Regions from separate parts of the Mus musculus genome. Here region 1 is linked to region 2. A link is a loop called in an ENCODE intact Hi-C map of the cell type or tissue named here. Cell type or tissue: left cerebral cortex. All regions are shown on one strand. Region 1 overlaps Prickle1 (prickle planar cell polarity protein 1). Region 2 holds the start of Zcrb1 (zinc finger CCHC-type and RNA binding motif 1).

Region 1 (5,000 bases), 180 kb after region 2:
ACAGCGGGAGGGTGTCTCAATTATTTGTATCCCAAAGTTTCTAGTGGAACATAAACAAAATGAAAAGGACACATTTACTATTGTGTAACGGTGTGCAGGGTTCAACTGTGCCAGTAACAGACAGCAATAATTCAATTATCACACATAGGATTAACTTACATTTAATTTGCATGATTAACTTATATTCGTAATTGGGCGAGGACACTAACAATAGACAACTGGAAGCACACAAAGACTATAAAAGAGTTAACTACATTTAAAACCATTATTCACCACCCTGGGGTGGTGGTGGTGGAGGTGGCGGCGCGGTGATGGTGATGGTGGTGGTACTGCATGCCTCGAATCCCAGCACTCAGGAGGCAGAGGCAGGAAGATTTCTGAGTTGGAGGCCAGCCTGGTCTACAGAGTGAGTTCCAGGACAACCAGGATCACACTGAGAAACCCTGTCTCAAAAACTAATTAATCAATCTTTATTCACAAACACCAAGTCAACACAGTCAGACAGCAATACAAACATTGTATGTTATTATTACTATTATTATTATTATTTTGTTTTGTTTTGTTTTGTTTTTCGAGACAGGGTTTCTCTGTATAGCCCTGGCTGTCCTGGAACACACTCCGTAGATCAGGCTGGCCTCGAACTCAGAAATCCGCCTGCCTCTGCTGCCCAAGTGCTGGGATTAAAGGTGTGCGCCACCACTGCCTGGCTGTATGTTATTATATTATACTTCCTCCTGTGGAACACTTCTCATGGAGAGAGCCCTGAGCCTGGACCTTGAAGCACAGACCTTCTTTAAGCTAGTTAATCCCACCTTGGAGCAATACAAGGGTGTGGCTGTAGGGAAGGCAAGGTCTGGGGCAGGGGTCACACGACCGCAGAGACTGAGCTAAATGCTTCTCTAGAGTGCGTAGTTTGGGGATGGGGCAGTAAGGAGGGATCATGGGAAACAACTGCTCCTCTTCAGGCCTCTGTGTGGGCCAGGAAAGATAAGCAGCATGTGTGTGTGTGTGGGTGTGCGTGTGTCATCTATGTGTGTGTGTATCTATGCATGTGTGTGCGAATGTCTTTGTGTGTATATGCATGTGTGCGTGTGTGTATACATATGGTGCACGTATGTGTGAGAAAGTGTGAGTGTGTGTGAGTCTGTTTGTGAGTGTGTGTGCATGTGTGTATGCATCTGTGCGCCAGTGTGTGTATATGCATCTGTGTGCAAGTATGAGTATATGTATGTGGTTGTGTATGTGTCTGTATGCATCCGTGTGCAAGCACATGTATGTGTGTGTGCGTGTGGTGTACATGTGTGTGTGTGAGAGAGAGAATATGCTTGTGTGTGTGTGCTTGTGTATGTTTGTGTACGCGCACACTGCAAAGGCCTGAGTGTTCTGCCTCAGGGACCAGCCCTCTTGTTTTCTGACAGTGTCCTTCACTAGCTGGGAGTTTTCCAGGTAGACTAGCCTGGCTAGTCCTTGAGTCCCAGAGATTCTGCCTGTCTCCACATCCCCACCTAGGGAAAAACTACAAGTTTTTGTCACCAACTCAAGTTTTTTAAAGCATGGGTTTGGGGAGGGGGGCAAATCCGGTCCTCGTGCCTATATTTTACCAAATGAACTATCTCCCGAGCCATGTTTTTTGTTTTGTGTAGCCCAGGCTATCTTAAAGCTTGCTATGTAGCTTAGGATGACATTAAACTCCTCACTCCAAACTCCCAAGAGTGTAATTATATGTCTAGCATCCCTACCCCCAGTATATTATTTTAGCAGTAAATAAAACAAGAAAGGAAAAAAACCCAATAGTACATATTCACATTTTCATATATATTCATATTCATATTTCCCCCCAAAAGAACCTTTCGGACCGTCTCCTTTCACTTGAATGTACCCTGTGTATTTTTTCATACTACTTTCTCTCTGTACTTTTGCTTCTTAGGCGGTGCATACTTTTTCCACCATTTTGTCTTAGCTTTTAATGTCTAGAAGAGCTGTCTGCTAGCCCTTTTCAAAAGCAACATTATATGAGACATTAAAACAGTTCAGGTACAAAGTGAGTTCAGCAAGAGACAACATAAGAGTGTTAATTAGGGATCATCTTTAACTCTAACAACAAAATTTCCAAACCTCTTAGTGCGCCTAGGTTTGCAGTTTTAAATGAAGCCAAGTTCCTTGGTAAAAAGCCAGCACTTCTGGGTGTGCTTGGTTCGGAAGAGGTCGTTTCTAGCTCAACAGTGCCCCCTAGTGCTTATTTTCCTCCTGTTGGCTGAGGGAGGAGTTTTGCAAAGCAGTCACGTTAAGGACAGTCTATTTGTCACTGGATTCATTAACTCAGGTTTTAGATCACAGTCTCTAGCACACTTATGGCCCAGCTGTGCTGATTAAGGAAATTGATTGCACTGTTCTGAGGTCTTGGAGAAAAAGCAAGACACAGACGAAAAATCAAAAGCAGGCATTTAACATTTTTTTTAAACCGACCTGTGCAATTAAACCTCCCCTTCAAACAAGACAAATTAACTCCTTTGTGGTGACATAGTCCCTGGGATAGATGGATCAATCATGGGGACACAGCTCTTCATGTTGAAGTTGAGGGATATGATAGTTGCCAAGTCTGCTGGCAGGTATGCCTGGAAGCTGAAGAGCAGATTCTGAAAGCAGGGATAGGTGGAGGGCGTCACGGGCACCGCATGTCCCAGGGCATTCCTTCTGAGAATCAATCGCAATCAATGTCCCAGCGTGGTATCTGGTGGCACCAGGCTAATAGGAAGCTGGTCTCAGGTTCATGAGCTCATTAGCCGTTGCACTGGCCTGGTGCGGAGACACCTGGGTGGCTGTGTCCACCTACCTGACTAACCCTGCTGGTGCCGGTAGTCTGGTCCTGTTTCTCAACTCACTCATGACCTATGTTTTACTATGCATTGTTATAAAGCTGTCTGGGTCCGTGCTTAAATGACTGTTTTCCAAATGGGTCATGAAGTGACTTCGTGATAAAATTCACAGGAGTCCTAAGGAGTTAAGGAGCTTTGGCCTCGGTTTTAAATAAATCCCATATGGCAGCTCGGCAGACAAGACACATCTCTGACTTCCACAGCTTGTGGGCTGTGATTTGCTGACTGGGTGCAGCTCTCCTGCCTTTCTAAAGCATCCGGCTTATTCATAATTATGTAAATCCTCAAGAAAGGCCCTTTACGTTTATTCAGTGTTCAAATTATTACTTTTTTTTAATCTAGGAGACTACTTTGTCACTGTTTATATATCGATATCAATAATAATAAAGTTTAATTTAAAAAAATTTATTTACTTTTTAATTTATTTAATGTATGTGATACATGGTTGCTGTCTTTAGACACAACCAGAAGAGGGCACTAGATCCCATTACAGATGGTTGTGAGCCACTATGTGGTTGCTGGGAACTGAACTCAAGACATCTGGTAGATCACTCAGTGCTCTTAAGCCCTGAGCTATCTCTCCAGCCCCCGTCTGCAGTTTAATTTAATAGGAAATAGTTGGGTGGATTTCATTTTGACCCTAAAAGTTGTCTTAGCAAGTATGAGACCTTCTAGGATCCTAGACTTTATCACACAGATTCCCCTCTCCCAAATCGCCCCCTCCCCCAAATTCTACTTTCATCTGGTTGGCAGAGCAACACGTGGCCCCCTTCTGCAGCATTCCTATGTAATATCAGGGTGAGGAGAAAGTTCAAGTATTTTGGCCCCCTCCATATTGTGTCATAGATTGGGGTGGTCCTCAAGCTAAAACAAAAAGCAACCCCAGGAAGCACTCTCCCACTGAGCGGCATTCCAAGCATGATAAAAGCTATTTTCTGAAGGAGGTATTTGAAGAATAAAATTACAGGTTATTTTCTCCTCTAAGAGAATACATAAAAGCTAAAAGACAACAGAAGGAGGAAAAAGAAGAATGCCCGTGTAGCTTATATTACATAGTTGATTGAAAATAAATTCCTTGAAACTAGAAGGGAAGCCATTACCCACTTGTTAAACAGTTGTCCGAGTCTATGCTCGATCGTAGGAAACCAAACGCTGGCCAGACACTGGCACCGGTCTGCAGCCAGTCCTCGCACTTGCCTCCTTGGAAGCAGTAGGTGACTTCGCTGGTTAAAGGCTTTGGGTTCAACCGCGTCAAGATCCACATCACCAGCTGGGAGCTTGGATTTGCTTTTTGCTGTATCGTGTTATGATTCCTACCAGCATCTCACATGTCCTGAGCCCTTAGGTACTGATGAAAACATTCAGCCTGATGGCTCTCAGTCCTCCTTGGACATCACAACACTCACGTGCTGAGGGAGGTCCGTCATTCCCTGTCATTCCCCTCCCCAGAGCGCCTGGGAGCTAAGCGCTGTCCTGCCACACAGCAAAGCCTTGAAGGCTGTCCTGCCACACAGCAAAGCCTTGAAGGCTGTCCTGCCACACAGCAAAGCCCGGAAGGAAGGACCTCAGCTTCTTTTTCCGGTTCCTCCTACGCAAGACCTGGTCATGTGACATGGCGGACTATCGCAACAACTTTGTGGTAGGTAAACCAAGAACAAGATACACGTTTTAACTGCGAACAACTTGAACAGGTTTCACTTAAAAACTAAGTTAGGAAGATGCATAAACATTTGTAAACTGAAAACAAACAAAAAAAGGTCACACGGGGTGTGGTGGTGCACGCTTTTAATCCCAGCTTTCAGGAGGCAGAGGCAGGAGGATTTCTGTGAGTTTGAAGCCTGATTGTTCTATATAGTAAGTTCCAGGCCAGCCAGGGTTACACAGTGAGAGACCCTGTCTCAAAAACAACAAAACAAAAGATCTCCTCCCTCAAAGATCTCTACCTAGTTAGTACACTGATGTCTACAACTGCTGAAGATAGCTCTCTGGGGCGTGGCATCTGGGTGGGAGAGTCCTTGCATAGCAAGCACAAGGCCCTGAGTTTGATTCCCAGCGCTGCAAAGAAATAATACATCGAAAGCAGATAAAAAATAAATCTCAATTATTTCCTTTACATGTTTTACA
Region 2 (5,000 bases):
ATATGCTTATAATTCTGACTAATTATTTAATACACAGAAATAACACCCTCCCCCAAAGGCTTTTAGAAGATCCCATCATATGCAGTCTAATATTGAAATTGTGGGCCAGACATTTAGCAACATTGGATTCCGAGGTCCAGCAGTTTCCTATGGGATTATAGCTTTCTAACGGGTTCTCCATTGATTCCTTAGTTCATGTGGTACTAGGGAATCAACACAGGGTTTTGTGCACGCAAGACAAGCATCCTACCAACTATACTTCACCTCCAGCCCCCAGGTATGTTTTAAATAAGGTTATTTCTTATCATTCAGTCTAAAATCTCACCTCCAAGCCTAATTCAGTATCTCTTTTCTCTTTCGTGAGATGGGGTCTAAATTGTCCAAGCTGATCTTCCTACCTCAGCTTCCCCTGTGCTGGGGTTACAGGTGTGTGATAACTACTCTAGGCAAGTGTTCCACCACTCAAGTACAGGCGGCAGAGGAAGGCAGATCTCTGAGTTCTATGATAGCCTGTTCTACAGAGTGAGTTCTAGGCCAGTCAGGCACAGAGAAACCCTGCCTCGAAAAAACACACAAACAACAAATTCTCTTTGGGAAATTAAAACAAAATTGAAAAATTTCCCACTAAAATTTGCAGAAGATATCAACTAAAAATTTTCCCAGGGAGCAGTATTTTTGCTTAAGCTTCAGATTGTCTCTAAAGAAAGAATCCATTAGTTAGATGTACATACAACTTACCCGGTATAAATCATTGTTTGTTAGGGAGAAAGGCAAGTTGGATACATAAACTGTGCTTTTACTTGGCGCCAAGCCACCGCTCATTTCTAAAACGGAAAAAAAGGAGACATTGGGAATCTTACTCCAAGTAGAACCAAACAAGGACCATCACTGACTTAATTAGGGTAGAATTCCTCAGGCTCCATTCATTTAAAGAGATTAGAGTACCAGTGTGGGTAGGGTGTGAATTACCATATTCCTTTTCTAGCAGCGGGTGTTAAGCCTTTTAGGGCTGCGGTGCGATTGAAGAGGGGTTTTAGAGAGATGGAGAAGCCACAAGGCTATTTTTAACGCCTTCTTAGGGTAAAAGCGGAAAAGATGTTTCCCAAGGATTCGCCCACCTCCGAAAGGGACACCTGTCTACCCCGCCTCTTTTGTTCTTGTTTTTAAAAAAACTCCTGTATCTACGTCTGTATATATGGATTACTGATATAGGTAGGCCATGACGACAGAGACTCGGTTTTGTTAAGCTTGGGGTAGTTTCACATTTTGATAAAGTTCTTTAGATTTTTAAATTTCGTGCACAACCAAATCATGAAATGACACTCTATTACATGGATTACCTACTTTGAATGGGACATTAACCTGTATATTTATCAATGTGCTTAGTAATCAACGTCACTGTTAAAACTCTGCAAATTACAGGTGAAACGATCGCGTCGGTCGGCAGCAAGTGTTAAGAACCCCTATGAATGACAATGGACCCGGCACCCCGGAGGGCGCCCCGCTGGCCCAGTAGGAGGATTATTCAAAAAGCCTTAGCTAGCCAAAACCTGCTTGTCGCGTTTCCAGTTTCTCACTCTGAGAAATGCTAACCCCGGCTGGACGTTCCTGGGGCCGGAGCTGGGGTCAGGGTCGAGGCCGAGGCCGAGGCCGAGGCCGAGGCCGAGGCGGAGGCCGAGGCGGAGGCCCGGGCCGCGGCCGTCTCCTGGGCCCGGCGCCGTGGGAGCTTACCTTCGGCGCAGAGGCGAAGCGGAGAGGATGCGAGCCCGCGGCGGCTTCACCTCCGGCTGCCTTCCGCGGCGCGCAAAAGCGCGGGCGTCCGCGAACGCAGCGCGGTGCAGCGCTCCTTCCGACTCCCCCAAACCCCGACGGCCCCGGGCCGGAGGCTGGCGCGCCGGGCGACGTCACCGCGCGCGCCGGAAGTGCCTTTAGGGCGAGCGGACGTCTGGCTTCGCGGGTTTCACCGGCGGCTGAGGCGGCGGCGACAGAGGCGGCGGCGACAGAGGCGGAGGCTCAGCAGTGGGACGTAGGTGAGCGAGTGGCTCTCCGCAGAGGCGCGAGGGGCGCATGCGGCCGGCGGGCGGGCGGGCGGACGTTTCCTGCGGCGATGGAGATGTGCTTTATTCTGGACTCCTAGTGGAACCTGGAGAGGGACTCAGTGGATGCGGGAGGAAAGCGAAGTGTGGAGGAGAGTGAGACCCAGGTTCCGCTTCTCGGCAGGAGTTTAGTAAGCAAAAGGGGAGTTCTCAGCCAGGCAACTTCAGTGACGCCAGGTCAGTCAGGAAGTCTGGGTTTTTATCTTATTTTTTATTTTTTGGACCTAACCGACTCTGTAATAGGCACTTTGAGAGACGGACAAAAGAGTGCCAAAATAATCCACTTGCTGTTGAGAATGTCAGTGTGGCCGGGGAGACAAAGCCCACGTGGGGACAGTTGGAGTCACACAGTGACCCATTCTTGAGTACTGGCACGGACAGATGTTCAGCTCCATCGTCCCGTTGTTTATTACTATTTTTTCCTTTCTGAAAATATGGAATGGGTACGCACTGATTATTTTTTTGTTTTCCGAGACAGGGTTTCTCTGTGTAGCCCTGGCTGTCCTGGAACTCGCTCTGTAGACCAGGCTGGCCTCGAACTCAGAGATCCCGCCCGCCTCGCCTCCAGAGTGCAGGGATTAAAGGCGTGCACCATCACCGCCCGGCTACACTGATTATTCTTTAAGAGCTCGTCGTTTCTACAGAGAAATCCGAATGCTTATTTTGCCCGGTAGTTTAAACTTAACTTCTACCCACCAGCACGTACAGACCAGGCCTGTAACTACTCCCTGGGAACCTGCGTGTCAGCAGCCCGGAGCCCAGAGCCTGTCGTGGAGCCTGCACAATCAATCCTGACTGAAGCGGAGGGACGAAGTGCAATCCACCCAGGGCGCCGCTGAGTTTTGAGAGGCATTAATTCCTTGGCGTCCACCAAGGGACCACTGGGACTAATTCTCATGGCAAACTTGTGGCCAGCCCAAACTCCCAGGCTTCACATCCCGGTTGTGCTTGGTTATCGCCCACGATGTAAGCCCCTTTGGTCTTCTAATTGTTTGAGCCTTAACTCTCCGCGCTGTTTCGTGCTTCCTCTCGATTTGGGGGTACCACTGCTTCTCCTTCCTTAGTTCACCCTGAGCGCATCGTCTGTGCTCCTGGAATCTTATTTTGTCTGCTTAGCAAACACTTATTAGCCTTGTTTTGAAACTGTCTTGCGTTTTCTGACTCTTTAACAAAGCTGTGGCTTTTGCCTTTAAATTGAACTTTTTTTTTTTCCCCTGACATCTGGGTTTTAAGATTTGGTGTTGCTCCATCTGTATCGAATTGATTGCATTTCCTTGATTTTTTTTTTCTTTCAGTTTTTGTTCTCATTTTTCCTTTTGGTCCTATGATTTCCCTGCCTTCTACCTCTTTCTATTAATATAATCCCCATCCCCTACCCCCCATCCCCCCAAGCAGGGCCTAGAACTGGTGATTCTCTTGTTTTGCCTCAGCCCTCCTACGTTCTGATTACTGGCCTTCCTCGGGCTTAGCCCAGCTCTTATTTTTGAGTAGTCTTTCCCTAAGTTCCCAAAGTTAGGTTCTTCTAAGCCCCCTCCAGCAGGAGCCAATTGCTTCCTGATTGTGTCTTTCATCTTGAATTTAAATTAAACGCTGAGGGTGGGAGTGTTTGTTTTGCTTATCCTTGGAATGCTGCTGCTGTTTGCCGTTTTTAGAGGTTTTAGGTAGTGAGTGAGTGGGTGGCAGGATCCGGTCAGGTCATCAGCTACTTAGGAACAACAAATGGCACATGGGTAGTTTGTGTGGAGTGATTTCAATGTTGCTAGGTCATGCAGTCTATTCAAGAAATAGTTCAAATACAGCCCCCCCCCCCCCCCCGTAAATTGTCTCAAATTAAACAGAGATCTGCCTGCTTCTGTCTCTCAAGTGATTGAAGGTGTGTCCTATACCCACTCAAATACTACTAACCCCCCCCCCCCCCCATCTCAGCCTTTTGTCTGTGTAGCATCTGGCTGTCCTAGAACTCATTTTGTAGACCAGGCTGGCCTGGCCTTAAACTCAGAGATCCAACTGCCTCTGCCTCCCAGGTGTTGAGACTAAAGGTTTATATTATGCCAAACACAAGGTTTATATTTCAGATTTTTAAGTGTTTTTTCAGATAAAAGTCACACGTTGCCTATTAATTACTACTTTTAGATCTTTTAGGTGTTGGGACAGTCTGGTGATGTGTTTTTAGAGAGTAACAGCTTTGTGAACTGAGCCATGGGTATGGATGGAAATTGAAAGAGAATAGGAAGACTTTGGAGAGATCCAGGCTAGCCAGTGTGGGGCTTGAGACACAGGTAATGCTTTTTGCCTGGAATAGGTTAGGTGAGACAATTACCAGAGACTGTGGAGGGTAGAGAAGTCTGAACTTAGGATTTCTACGATTCTTGATTAAGGAAGTCACTCATCACGAATATACACTGGCAACTGCTTGATTCTTTGTATTCTGTGAGATGGAGGGTGAGGCAGGGAAAGCATGCTCATCAGATAAGATTTTAAGTTCTACCGATGTGAAGGTTTGGATTCATAAATATTAAAACACAGGTAAGTGTCTGGCATTGTCTGCTCATATAATTTTATCACATGCAATGGACAGTCAAACTTCCTCAGTATGTAGTACAATACATTGGGGATCATAAAAGAAACAATTTAAGCATGTTGTTGACATGAAAATACCTCATTGTGGATTAGTGTTTATTCTGGAGCCAAGTGGTAGTTAGTGTGGTCTGGAAACACAGATTCCAGGTACTGCAAATAATTCCATGTCCTAATACGGCAACAGTTTCATGAAGGTTTTGTTTGTTGTTTGCTTGTTGTTGGGTTTCTCTGTGTAGCCCTGGCTGGCCTGGAACTCACTCTGTAGACCAGGCTGGCCTCGAACTCAGAAATTCGCCTGCCTCTGCCTCCCAAGTGCTGGGATTA

Evidence for each region. Peaks named below come from ENCODE experiments on the same cell type or tissue, not always from the same donor. Only the 100,000 strongest peaks of a DNase experiment are listed, where the experiment ranks them.
Region 1: a loop joins it to region 2, with 2.5 times the contacts of the local background. A loop is called at or near these places in 2 of 42 quality-filtered maps.

What each region holds. Positions count from the first base shown.
Region 1 is chr15:93,573,825-93,578,824 of GRCm38, forward strand. All of the region lies in intron 1 of Prickle1 (prickle planar cell polarity protein 1), which reads right to left. Among named protein-coding and RNA genes, the nearest start is that of Prickle1, 20 kb to the right of the region's middle. In left cerebral cortex, CTCF peaks have their summits at 2,241 (motif pointing left) and 3,337 (motif pointing right); DNase peaks (open chromatin) are centred at 2,222 and 3,053.
Region 2 is chr15:93,396,432-93,401,431 of GRCm38, forward strand. Zcrb1 (zinc finger CCHC-type and RNA binding motif 1) reads right to left here and starts at 1,903. Exons shown (of 8, transcript NM_026025.3): 1 at 1,732-1,903; 2 at 739-824. The coding sequence starts at 822. Pphln1 (periphilin 1) reads left to right here and starts at 1,919. Exons shown (of 9, transcript NM_175363.4): 1 at 1,919-2,030. In left cerebral cortex, a CTCF peak has its summit at 2,048; DNase peaks (open chromatin) are centred at 1,012, 1,532 and 1,974; H3K4me3 peaks cover 2,603 bases; H3K27ac peaks cover 1,259 bases.